Regions from separate parts of the Mus musculus genome. Here region 1 is linked to region 2. The links are chromatin contacts, found by Hi-C or POLR2A ChIA-PET in ENCODE. All regions are on one chromosome and are shown on one strand. The core of a region is the stretch at or near the end of the contact, and the rest is flanking DNA. Distances in the headings are between cores, read along the strand shown.

Region 1 (6,664 bases), core at 951-3,450, 45 kb after region 2:
CCTTTTCTTCTCCCTGTGCATGTACTGAAGTGCCTTTCAGATTACCATCTGCCTCACACTGAACGTGTTTAAGCAGGTTGTAATGTATCCCAGGTGGGGAGTTGGTCTGCTCAAACCCATGCTAATGGATGTTGTGTACCCAGCCTAAAGCCACATGAATGTGCATGAAAAAAGAATTAAAACTTGAACCAGCCTGGATCAGACTGCGTTCTTTTTCTTAAAAATCATTCATTCCTATGCTTAAAAACCAAGCTTTCAAAACCATATTAGGACCCATCTTACAGCCAAAACACAAATTCATACTTCATTCTGTTGGCAGGGACCTTCACTATCAATCTAAAAACCCTGTAACTTCTGTACCACTATTAATGCACTGTCTTAATTTGCTTTCTATTCTGAGATAAACACCATGACCAAAAACAAGTTGAGGAGGAAAGTGTTTATTTCAGCTTAGGATTTTCACTTTATACTCCGTCATCAGAAGAAATCAGGGAGGTAACGCTAACCAGGAACTAAAGCAGAGGCCATGGAGAAGAACTCACTGGCTTGCTCCTCAAGGTTTACTCAGCCTGCTTTCTTATACACTCCAAGACCACTAACCTACGCTAACCTAGGGGTGGCGCCACCCCCTCCCACACGAGTCTTCAATCAAGAGAATGCCCAATAGACTTGGTACAGGCAATCTGATGGAGACGTTTCCTCAATTAAGATTCCTTCTTCCCAGATGACCCTAGTGTGTGTCAGCTTGACATAAAAACTAGCAAACAGTACATAATTGCTGATTTTATTTTAATATGCTGCCAACACCGGAAAGTTGGATTCAAATTTTAGCTGTAAAGTATGGAACATTGCTTCCTTCTAGTGACATTAACTCACTACTGACGATGAATATCGTGTAGAAGGATTTCCCAACATATGTTCCCCAGGCTCAGAATGTTAACAGGCAACCCTCAAGAGAAAGTGTGTGTGTGTGGGGGGTCTATGGCAAGTCAGGGTTGAGGGCTTGGGGTTGCATTTGAGGGGTAGAGCATGGGCTAATGATTCTGAGACTCTCAACACCAAGCAGCAGTTCTCGTATACACACGAGAGCTCTGCAACAGCCCCAGCTCTGTGCGTGTCTCACACGTTCAAGGCGCTGCCAGTGCAGTCGACTACGGTCATCACGTGGGCAAGCAGAGAGTAAGAGCTGCCCACTCGCTCCCCAGGTTGGCTCACTGTGGCAGCTTACATTTGAGATGATTCACACTTGGAGAATTTTAAATTGAACCTTTAAACTACAAATGAATTAATTTGTGACAAATTGAAGTCCAGTGCAGAGTATTGGGACCTCAGGCAGGACACTGAAAAGCCAGTCAGGTAGTCTATGAGGGAAGAAAAGTCAGTGTCATCCATTAAGACAGCCACTAAGGAAGATAAATGAGGTCACTGCATTACATACTTTTTTTTTATATATTTCAAAAGCTGGTATAATATTTATTTAAGTGCTCCAAGTCCTCAATTAAACAGTCTTTCTGTGTAATTGCCTTTAGTAATTCAAGTATCAATCACTGTATTTCTAAATCTACTACTAATTTCATTAGACTTTAATCTTTGCTAACACTGGAATTACATAGGAAAAGCTGATGAAGAACACCAACTGTTGAACAGACCGAGTGTGATATGGCTTCCATGCCTTTAATTTCAAGTCCATGAAACAACAGTCCATGGAGATTAGGAAGTCTAAATTGAAGGCAGATTTTAAAGCAAAAATGAAGACTGTAGGTGAACTGTTTCACACCTGAGCCCCAACCATACCTGCTGGCCATTGTGTGTTCTAGGTACCCCCAGAGCTACACTTCTTTATAGTGATTTACTAGTTTGTCTGGTGTTGCCTTTTAGATTGGGAATAGATTGAGCATCAGGGTCTTGTCTTTATTACTTTGAATAGTACGTACTCTATAGTATTGCATGTAAAGTAGATCAGAAACATAAATAAAGTGGTGTTTTCAGAAAAAAATCAGCATGTAAAATATTATTTTTAATCTTATGATATTTAAAATACGTAAATTCGGCTTTATGGTCCTGGTGGGTGTATCATCTCATCATACTGAGTGTGGTGGGCTAATTGACAACCATCTTTCTCAGCACTCCACCTTGCCCAGGAGGTTGCTCTTGCAGGCTCTCACCTGGCTGGCTCCTCTGGCTGCTGCAGTCAGCTGTCAAATTGGTCAGGTCATGAAGGACTGTATTCCATGTTCTGCCTTCTTGGCCTGGATGGCACCCTTCATGGCATCTGAGCTCCCTCACAGTTCCAAGAGCAGCAGCTGATAGGCCTCCTCGGTTGTAGTCTCTGATATTTCACTAAGGTCAGAGCTTGTCATGGTTCAGCCTCTAGATGCAAGTGTGCTGCCTCTCCTTAGAGCAATGGCTCTCAACCTTTCCTACACTGCGATCCCTTAATATGGTTCCTCATGTTGTGGCTCCCAACCTTAACTTATTTTTGTTGCTCCTTCATAACTGTGATGTTTTTACTGTTATCAGTCACGATGTAAATACATGTGTTTTCTGATGGTCTTAGGTGCTGTAAAAGCGTTATAAGCTCAAGGGGTTGAGAGCCACTGCCTTAGAGCCTTATCCCAGTCAGTCTTTCCCCCAGCTACATAGGTCGCTGTCTCTTTTTGTTCTAATTTCTCCATTGTGTTTGTGATTTGGTGGCAGAACTTTCTTTAAAGATTATTTTAACATTCTGAGTTCTGGGGTTTTGTAAAATGCCTTAATTTTAGCAGAGCATAGTGGTGCATATATATACTCTCAGTACTAAGGAGGCTGAGGCAGGAGGATTTCAAGTTCAAAGCTCACCTTTGAACAAACCTCAGACTTGGTGAGTTTGAGGCCAGCCTGGACGACAGAGTCATTGCCTTCACAGAACCTGCTGATAGTTGTGAGCTTTTGCTGGTTTGCTATAATTGAGAACAAGTTTGTGCTGCTGCTTCTGCTTCTCCTCCTCCTCCTCCTCCTCCTCCTCCTCCTCCTCCTCGTCCTTCTTCTTCCTCTCTCTCTCTCACTCTCCCCACCCCCCCACCCCCCAATTCTCAGTGTGAGCATTAAGAGCATCAGTGTCACCTGCCCTTTAGGGACACTGCTCTTCCTGGGCTTCAGCAGTGGAGGCTTTCAGTCTAGTTCACTGCTTTTGTGTATGTCACTCCCTGCAGTGGCTGCCCACCTGAGTGTCCCTCCTCCTGTTCCTCCAAGTTCTGTCCTCAGGCACAGCTAGCTGTCTGCCAGGCTCCCAGATGCCCAGCCCTTCTCTACTGTGTCAGGGTTTCCTCTGCTGCTTCACCACGGGTCTGAACCCAGTATTGTTCTGGTGGTGTTTTGGCACACTGGTGGCATTTTTGAAATTTCTAGACCGGACTAGTTTTCTTAAAATAGAAAAATGCCTCTGCTATCTCCTCAAGCTGTGAACTAGGGAAGAGGAAATGTGTGCTCGCCCACCGCTTAGTCCTCTCAAGCTCTGTGGATGGCCGCATCTTGTCTTTGTGTACCTTTAATTTCAGCCACCATTCAGGAGTCTTTTGATTCCCTTTCCCTCTCTCCCCCTCAGTATGACATCTCTGTACTACAATGAACCCAACTTCTTTATTTTAAAAAAGAAAAAATCTGAGCCCTGTAGTGCTTTCCAAAAGGAAGTATCTGTTCTTTGTTCTTCATGGGAAGGAGGGTGTTTTGGAGAAGAGTTGACAGTAGCTCAGTGTGACCTGCGTATCAGGATCAGTTCCTATTTGTTACGGACGGCTGGCTGTGCAGTACTGTCTGTTGTTGCAGGAGCTTGGTCACCATCCCCACTGGACACAGCTCGCATGTCCTTTCAGCCGAGTGACATGCTCTCTGTCACTGACTCACTCTCTGAAAGGGACTTTGGGGGCATGACATTTGTGACATACATGAGTCTCTTTTTTATTAAAATAGTTAAAATGGATACATGTAGCAGCTAATCTGGGAGTGTTATTGTGTTGCTTATAAATCTGCACCTTATTCGGCGTTTCTATTTATTTATGGGTCATACCTAGTGTGGTAGGTTCCCTTCCATTCGTCTTTTTTCTTTGTGTTTCCACACGTGGGTGGGAATGTGTGCACAAGCATGTCAGAAGCCTGAAGCTGATGTCAGGAATCACGTTTCTACCTTATACTTTGAGCCAAGATCTCTCAATAAAATCAGAGCTCGCTGCCAGTATAGCTGGCCTCACTAACCTGGCTAGCTTTATTGCTTCCGGGATGCCTCCACCTCTGTCTTCCGAGGTTGGAGTTCCAGTTGGGCATCACGCTCGCCTGGAATTTGCATGGGTTTCTAGTGTCTGTTCTCCAGTCCCTGTATTTACACAGCAAGGGCTTCACTTCTAACTCCCGAGTCAGCTCCCAGCTCCAACTTGTCAGTCTTTAACCTTCTTCATTTAATTTTTTAAAAGGCCACTACAGAAGAATGCATAGAAAATAAATACAATTAAAAGTATAGTTAAAAGCCAGTGCATCCTACGCAGCTAGTGCTCCGGCCAGGCCACTAGTGGAGAAATTAGCCACAGGTGGGGTTTCAGGCCCTCTGTCCCCAGAGAGACATCTGCTGCTCTAATACTCTTGATAATCATCTCTCACTACTTATCAATGAATATGACTAGATTCTCTAAGAAATACGGTTTTATATTGTGTGTCTTACATACTGCAGAAATGGGTTTCCACTCCATATTCCTTTGCAAGTTTTCATCTATTAAACATTGTAATTGGGAGAGCATTTTGTTTTATAGGGCTGGGTTTGTAGGTGCAGTGAAAATGATGTATTTGTTTACTGATATGGGCCGTTTGGGTTGTTGGTAATTTATAACTTTTAAAAGTACTAGATTATCTGTCCAGCTTCTCAGGGACAAGAGAGTTTCTACCTAATTGCCAAGGATTACTAGAGAATGGGCCGAGTGTGTAGGTCGCTATGTTAGACAGTGCCTACTGTATTGAAATGGTACTTAGGCCTACTTACTTGTTCAACCATAGCATATGATGTTTACCTTCCCTGACGCCAATTTTGCCAAATTTTGAAATTAAGTGCGAGTTGTGAATTGATAGCATATTATGCTATGTTGCATTATTAATTTGCATCTTTAGTTACTAATAGAATTGAGTGTTTCACTATTAGCCATCTAGATAGCACCTGTTTGCAAGGCCTTATTAGAGTCTTTTGCTTTAACATTTTGCAATGATCTCCTTATCATAAAATTCATAAATCAAATTATTTCACTGTGCATAGATTATTCTCTAGGATTACTGCACTACTTGGGATATATCTCCATGATGTACAGTTCCTTGTCAATAAGTGCGTAGTTTTGGATGAACTGTGTGATTAGAGGGTTAGCATTTATCCACCTTTAAAACATTGCAGGTTTTGATACCGCTTCTATTTCCAGAGTATTTTAAAAATGTGTACTGGTCTAGTACTTTAGACTCTAGCATAGATTCCATCTGGTCTAAAGATGTTCACCGCAGTAGGCACACTCTCAGGTTCCTAGGCTGTGCTTGCTTCTGCACTAATTCCCCAGTTTCATTACAAACAAAACAAAGAGAAGCTTTTAGTTAGTACCTATTATTAATGATTTTTCTTATTTTTACTCTATGTATCTCTTATTCTTGCTTCACCTTAAACATTTTCATCATCCTGTCATTAGTGTCTTTATATACTTGAATCATATTTCAATGTTCACTTTTTTATCTTAAATTATCTTAATTTGTTCTTAAACATCATTATTTTAGCTTAAGAACTTTCAAATAAATGTATTGTGGTTCTTGTCAATATAATATTTGCCTGAGTGTTCTAAATGAAATATATTTTATATTCTACAGTTCCATCTTATAAAAGAAGGGGAAACTGTAGAATTTACAACTTTTTAGTAGTTTGGTGAAAAAAGTATACTTATATTTTGATTAAAAGTTATTAAGGAGCAATTAGAAAGGAATAAAGATGAACATCTAGTATTGAATGAATGTCCCAGTGTATCAATTTAGTAGAGCTGATTTTGTGATTTATCTGTGATAAATGGAATTATGTTGATTGGGTCATAAACAGCCTATATATTTTATTTGTAAACTGCAAAGAAAGCCTTGGCCCATCACACTTGAATATATGAGAGCCGCCAATGTGAGCACAAAGAAATGCCCACTAATCTGTTGAGTTCAGTGTGGGGATACAGTACCCTCAGAAACACATGTAATACAGACCCATCAGTTCATCGGTAAATCTTCTTTGTCTTTGCTAAATCATACCTTGAGAACGTGTAATTACTCAGCTGCTTCCAAAAAATGTCCTAGGCAGCTCAAAAGAATGGAGTCTAGCAATGGAACCTGCAACCGCATGAGGCAGCAGAGGCAGCACCCAGAGCTGGAAGGCAGAGACAGGAAGAGCATGGATGCAGGTGTTAGTCCCTCAACATAAACCTGCCTTCCTGGCCTCCACCTGTCTCCTAGAAGAAAAATGTGGCGCAGTTGACAGTACCTGAAGACTCATAAAGGGCTTCCTAACAACTGGGAATGTGGAAGGCAGCCTGTGTCAGCTTCCGTTTCCTGCTTCAACTGCAGCACCTCTAGCCAGCATGCCTGCATTTGGACCGCAGGCCTCTCGTGACGGGCAGGTACCACCTACCTTCAG
Region 2 (7,136 bases), core at 913-3,412:
GAAGACAGACTTGACATCAGAAACGAGGCAGATGTGGGAGGGGCTCTCTAGGAGAAGTTAAGAAAAACATTTCTCCACTAAATGTAAAAAGTAATACTGAATGACAAATGAGTTAGGGGACATCCATTATTCTTGATGGGTTTCAGCAACATTTTATTCACTGACAATGGAAATGACATGTAGGTTGCACATATAAAAACAATAGAAAATTATTTGACAGATATGCGTTTTGAGAAAGATACAAAAGAAAATAATTTTTAGAGTAAAACCAAAATTGTTTTTTTTCCCCCTTCCTTCTATGAAGGACGAAAAAAAGAGACCCATTTTCTCCTTTGAGTAGGCAAATATTACATTCATTTAGTATTACTTAAATTAAGAACAAACAAATTATTGGTATCTTGACTATACATTTAAAATATCTTACTTATCTTTTCATTTTAACTTTTTCCATTCGATGAACAAACACACAATAGCAAGAAAACAACAACAAACACAAGAAAAACTCAAAAGCAGGCAATTTTCCTAATGACAAGCCATGAGATATCTTTTCCTCCAACCTTAATGTTTGCTTCTAAAATATTTAAGTGGTACATCCACATGCTCATGCATTTTGTTCTACAGTCCAATCCTGCACGGAACTGTCAATTAAAATCAAGTTTACAATAAGTACCAAGGAGATTCATTTTCCAAGCAAGTTGCCATATTAACATTTCTTAGGCTATATTTTATAGCATAAAAGCCAAAACATGCCACCCAATTAAAATTCAGAATGTAAATTAGATATATAGAGCTTGCATACACAATAATCTGCTTCTCACAACAAAATATTTGTAATGTAAAATTCCTATCAGCTTTCCCCACAAAATATAACAAGGAAAATTAATATCCCTTATTGTGAAGGGAGATAGTATAATATTTTTTTCTTTTTACTAAAGAGGATATTATGAAAATAACAAAGCCACCAAAAGAAGAAACATGAATACATCGGTGGCTATATGCTAGAGTGGTACTATTTTTAAAATATGTTATGAAGCAATATCATGTGTAAAAGTTCCAGATTAATAGCTACCATCTAATTATGAACATCACTCATCAAAAATAATTAGCACGAGCAAACTAGCACAAAATGATTTAAAATGAAAGTAGAGCACTCATTATTAAAGGTCAAGATTTGGGTGCGAATGCTCCCCTGTCCCAATTCATCATTTCCTTACCGATTTTAGTATTAATCTGGAAAACTGCCAGAAAGCAAAAATCCATCATTTGTAATCTATTTTTTTCTTTTTGAGAAATCATTGGGATGAATTCTGGCACTTCTCCAGCCTCAGACAAACTGGGAAGAGCATGCACCTGCCAAGCTCAGCACAGAAAGCACATAGTCCAAGAGGGAGGGGCGGAGGAGAGATCAGACTTGCTGTTTTGGGAAGCAGAGAACTCATTCTGTTGCGGGCTGGTCCTTTAGTACAACCCCACTCAGTTTCCTTACCAAAATACCACGTGCAAGAAATCCTGTTTTCGTTGGGAGGGGTTATAGGCTGGAAGAACCAAAAATCAGAGGAAATGTAGACTCAGGGAAGGGGGAGTGGTTGGAGAAAGAATTCAAGTGACCCTGTGACGTCAGGAAGAAGCAGAGATTTAAGGAATGGAGTGGAAACTCACCGGGCTGCACAGATCTCAAAGGTCAAAATGCATATAGCCTCGCATGCTCCCCAGATGCAGGAAAAATGAAACGCCCACTCCTGAGCTTTCAATGTAAAGTAGAAGTCCGGGGGCTCAGTTGTTTCTGCCTTTGACGCTGGGGACAAGCCCTACCATGCAGAGTCTTGGCAATACTCAAAAGCAAGACCCGCCCGATTTCAGAGCCCTCTCCCGGGAATCCCCTAATACTCCTTCCCCCCACCCCCTCCCGCGCCGGAGGCTACAGACACCTTCATCTTCACTCCCCACCTTCTCCTGGCCCTCTAGCTCTTAACAGCATCGGTCTCCATGGCGACCTGAAACCGCAGCTCCCATTGGCTCGTTCAATATGAGGGCCGGGCCAATGGGGAGGGCCGGCCCTCTCCTTCCGCCCAATGGGGCGGGCGCGGAGCCTGTCTGGGGACGGCAGCGTGCTGACGTTCCCGGGTGCCGGGACTGGCCGGGCGGGCGGGCGGGCTGGCGGCGGGGCGGCGGCCTCTGAGCAGTCTAGAGGGCTCCGGGGCTGAGTGCGCGTGGACGCCGGCCGCGGCGGCGGCACTATGGGCACGGGGTAGAGGCGAGCTGCCGCCGCCACCGGGGTGGTGGGAGAGCCTCTTCGGGGGAGGGGGCGGGAGGGGAGGGAGGGGAGGGCAGCGGCGAGGCTGCCGCACTTCGGCCAGTTTGCTCCGGTGCCGCAGCGGCGACCCTTCGGCGTGGATGTCCCTGGTCCCTGGAGCGACGACGGCCTCCGCCTGAGCTGGAAAGTAAGTGCGCGGGGCTGGCGGGAGGGCTCGGGGCTCTGGGGTGCTAGCTGCCCAGAGCGCGTCGAGCCGGGACCTGGCGGCGGCCAGGCGCCCCCCGCGGCTCCCTGGCTCGGATCTCTCGGTCCCCGCCGCGTGCTCCGCCATCCCGCCCGCCTCTCCCCTCCCCCCGGCGGCGCACAACTTTGCCCCGCACAGCTCGGCGCGGCCGCTTTTCCTCCCGCACCGCGCCACCGCTTCTCGAACTTGAGCCCCGAGGCTCCCGCGCGCCGTCGTGCCCGGGACCGGCCGTCTGTGTGTCCGTCCCTCGCTCCACCGAAGCAACCGCCAGCCGTGCCTCCCACGCTCGCCCGGCGTGTCGCCCGGGCCCCCAGAGCAGCGCTGGTGCCCGTGACGACCGCCCGGAGGGTCCAGGGCTCCCAGCTTGCAGCTGCAAACCGCACGCTCCTCCCTAGCGGGCGCCCCAGCCTTAAGGCTCCAGGCTGCCCTCCCGCGCCGCACTGCCTCCTCGCGCTGCCAGGAGTTAGAGCGAGCAGCTGCACCCAACGGAGGGTCGTGGGTCCCTGTCCCCTCTTACTCCTTGGGAAACGAGAGGGCGAGCGGCGGGACCGGGTTTTGGCGGCATAGTGACTGAGTGCGACACCCGGCGAGCGCGGGCAGCGGAGGCGCCGCGGTTGCTCCGGGCGCCGCGATAGGCAGGTGTGTGCGTCCAACGGGCGACGCGCGCTGCCAGCTTGTAGGCTGGCGACAGATTGTGCTGGAATGCAAGGAATGCACCAGGGACAGAGTCCGCACGGGCCGCGGCCGCACTAGCGCCTTCCCGGCCCTGATCTCGCCGCGTAGCCAGAGGTCACGGCGCATCTTCAGAGCTGGTAAGCCTCGTTCACTCTCCTGCCTCCGCTTCTCTCCCTGCGGCAGAGGGCGGTGGAGAGGGAAGCGCGGTAGTTTTCTTGGGGCTCCAGCCTATGGTTCTGGATTTTTTGCTGCATTGGTCTCCAGGACCGTGAATTTAGGTGTCAGTGTACCCAAGGTTATTATTGATCGTTGCAGAAGGCTCTTGGCAAGTTTGCTTTTGCAAGATTTGGATAGTGCGTGGTTTTTTTTTTTTTTTTTTTTTTTAACCAGGGTTTTCTGAATACCAGCAGAGACAGGGCCGAATGTTCTTGAGTAAGCTTGCAGCCAACATCTTTTAGCTGTATCAGAAAATGTCTTTTAGTGCTCCAGGTCCGGGGTGTATTGCAAGAGATCTTGAATGCATCACTGCTGTCATGAGGATCGGAATATTTTCCATCGTCATACTGGGCTGTGTTTAGGCCTCGTATAATACATAATGAATAGTAACAGAGCAGCAGTGTTTGGCCAGCGATGGGACAGATAGAACTGTCTGGTACAGTTAAATTCGGGGCGTGTAAGTTACCACTGCAAGTAACCCGGGGACATCACAGTCATGTATATTTCAATATGTAATTTATTAGTGGAAAGCGCCATTTCTTTCTTTGTCACTCAGTTTAACTGAATAAAAAGCACAGTCCTACAACTTATAAAGATTGGTAAATATGTATAAAATTGGTAACGACTAGTATACATTTCCTTCCTTTCTTCCTTCCTTCCTTTCTTTCTTTCTTTCTTTCTTTCTTTCTTTCTTTCCTAAATTAATACAGAAAAGCAAAATTTTGACAGATGCTCTCCCAGAACCAGGGTTAGGTTTTTGCTTTTGAGAAAGTAGAAGAAATTGTCTCTTTTTAAATGGAGTATATCCCATGGAGCATTTCTGATACCTAAGAAACAGTTGTGGGAAATGGTATGGTGAAAGCAAGAACAATGTCTGGAGGAAGTGTTTCTGGCTGAAGGCATACGGTGTGTGCTTCCATTCCACAGTCTGCTTTGAAGGTTGCTGGCACTAGACAACCTTCTGCATTTGGTTATTTTCCCTCAGATTCAGGAAAATAAGCCAGTAGTTCAACCAGTCACCTGTCTTCTGACCCCTACTTTGCATGCATCAAGGGCATTGAAAAGTCTGCAGGCATTTTAGTTAAGACCCAAGGGAGAAGAAATGATAGGTTGTGTCTTCTGGCTTGCTACATTGTTTTTCAGGTATGCCTGTAGTCAGTGAACCTTCTAATTTAGAGGTTTAATTCCCCTACAGTAACAATGCAGAGGATTTGGGGAGTTTGTAAATGGCTACAGGAAACTTTTATTATGTAACGATACATTATAACAGTTTAACTCTTGGTTGTTTAATTTGACATGAAAATTAGAAAGTTAACTAGAAAGGGGAGGTCCGTTCTGCAGCACAGGCTTGAGGCTTACTTACCTAGCGTGCCTGAGGTCCCAAGCATTCCCTGTTCTTGCTCCCCAAAATGTAAACGGGAATTTATTTTCTCTGATTCACCAGAAAGGAAAGATTTTGTTCAGATATACAGAGTGCACGTGAGCATGATTGACTGAGCAGATAAGTCTCGCCTGCTTCAGGTAAGAGCAGACATTCAATTAGAAATACATCGTGTTTGTTAGTAAGACTTAGAGAGAAGGCTCATAATCTAGAACCATTGTGAATATAAAACTATCCTGACCAAAGGAAAGGTCCTCCTTACCGTCTTTTATTATGTAAGGAGAGGTGCTGCGGTTGGCAGCTGTATGCCATATGGAAGCTCCTGAGTTGGGAGGGATTGAGCATTCTGCTGGTTCTTACCTCTGGTTTTGGGTGGAGATAAGGTAGCAAGAAAATGATGGCAAGCCTGAAAGAAGGAAGCAGATGCTAGTGAGCCCGAGAGAAAGCCATACACATGGTTGCTGCATACAAGCTGCGTAAGCCAAGAGAATCCTGTACGTGGATCTGACATAACATAAGTTGAAAGAACTCTTTACCAATTTCAGTGTAATAATAAAAAACAACTGAGTAATCATATAACCTTGAGTATTTAGATGAAGTCAGCATTAAATCAGAACTGCAATTTTATTCCTTCTCTACAAATTGGCAAAACAAATTGTAAAAATTTAAACTACTTAAGTTGATTTTTAAAAATCTAGTTGTTGTCATCTTTTAAACTGAAAGCTTTTTTTTTATCCCATGTGTCAATATCCAGAGATCTATTTAAATAGATTTTCATAGCCAGCTTGATGCCAGCCACCTGGCACAATTATGTCCCTCAATTGACTCCTTTCAAAATCAAGATATTTTGAGAATGGCGTATATATTCTAATGTTTTTAATTTACTTTGGGAAGTAACTCCTTGCTTAAGTGTAAAATGGAAAACAACTTTCATTTTTAGTTGTTGTAGGCTTGTTCTAGAGCATAAACATGCATGGAGTTGTATGTCATGTTGAAAGTTGCCTTCAGCTTTCTGGGAGTAATTCCTTCCTCCATATGGAAAATAAGCTATAGTGCCTTTCTGCACTGAAGGGAAAGGCGGTTGTGAAACAGAACACCAGTGGACAAGATGTGTTTGGAGAGTGAAGTAACTGTTTAATGGCATTCAAGAGAAATGTAAAACTGTTGGGCACATGGATATCAGGCTTCAGATAGTGGCAAGAAGCGATGCGCTGCTAGCGGTCCGCTGATCATCTTTATGCCAGGTGTGAGAATCCAAGTAAGGGGATCAGGCCCAATGGTGCCAAGACCTCCAGCTTATGGGTGGGATGGTCTCACGGCGCTGAAGTGCGTCTCACATTGCCCCTTAATAATGCAGTGCAATTATCTTAATCTTTTGGGGCTATGTTGCAGTGACTAAGTTGGGGTGTCACATGAAGGTACTCCTCAATTATACATAGAACCACTTCATATATTCACCAGGTAACTGCTTTTCTCCTTTCATAACTTGGATTTCCTTTTATCTGATATACTCAAAAACGTTGGCCACACTGCTGATCATTTTCTTACTCATAGGCTTGATAACAGAGCTTATTATATGACTCAAGTTCACGGCTGACGATACATTGTCAGTAGAGGTTGAATTATAAACTTTTAGTGGTATAGAATTTGTAAAACATCACATGAAGCATTTTTCATGTGCGGAACAGTGCCTGGTTGGCTAGGTGATGGGTGTATAGCTAAGCCCTCACAGAACTCAGAACTGTCAATGGAGTGTGTAGAGGAGCAGGAATTCACACAGCCACAGGGAATGATTTCCACAGTTAGGGTCTTAGGGTTTGGATTCTGTTGCTGCAACAAAACGCCATGACTAAAAAGCATGTAGAAGAGGAAAGGGTTTATTCAGCTCATACTTTCACATTGCTGTTCATCATGGAAGGAAGTCAGGACAGGAACTCAAAACCAGGGCAGGAACCTGGAGGCAGGAGCTGATGCAGAGGCCATGGAGAGTGTTGCTTACTGGCTTATTACCCTTGTAGTTCTTAGTCTCCTTTCTTATAGAACCAAGCCCAGCAGCCCAGGGGTAAAACTACCCACAATGGGCTGCTCCCTCACCCACCACCCCCATCAACCACTAATTTAAAAAAATGCCTTATAGCTGGAGTTTTTGGAGGGATTTTCTCAATTGAGAGTCCCTCCTTTCAGATAACTCTAGTTTGTGTGTTGGCATAAGACTAGCCAGTACAGTTAGCCTCTTGTATTACATGTGAATTCAGTGTGATTGCTAACTGTCATAGATAGTGACCCCTTTTCCCCTAATCTGAACTCCCTGTGACCCTATGCCACCAACACTATCCTGTTTGTCTGGTTGGAGGAGGAGAAGCCCA

Evidence for each region. A loop is a pair of places that touch in the nucleus more often than their neighbours do. ChIA-PET counts read pairs that join two places held with the same protein, here RNA polymerase II (POLR2A).
Region 1: a map of heart shows a loop between it and region 2 (2.5-fold over the local background). The contact joins the enhancer-like site here to the promoter of Pkp4 in region 2. A Hi-C loop is called at or near these places in 4 of 37 maps with a recorded cell type or tissue (heart and left cerebral cortex). POLR2A ChIA-PET finds 5 or more read pairs at or near these places in 3 of 5 experiments (Patski and embryonic stem cell).

What each region holds. Positions count from the first base shown.
Region 1 is chr2:59,204,136-59,210,799 of GRCm38, forward strand. The region is part of intron 1 of Pkp4 (plakophilin 4); the gene reads left to right. Among named protein-coding and RNA genes, the nearest start is that of Pkp4, 47 kb to the left of the region's middle. Within about 2 kb of position 2,201, at least 1 of the 3 ENCODE cell types and tissues checked has a DNase peak (open chromatin) inside an H3K27ac peak, as active enhancers do; it is heart, where a contact is called at or near this core.
Region 2 is chr2:59,158,688-59,165,823 of GRCm38, forward strand. It overlaps Pkp4 (plakophilin 4), which reads left to right and starts at 2,163. Exons shown (of 22, transcript NM_026361.2): 1 at 2,163-2,441. Ccdc148 (coiled-coil domain containing 148) reads right to left here and starts at 1,996. Exons shown (of 15, transcript NM_001372501.1): 1 at 1,660-1,996.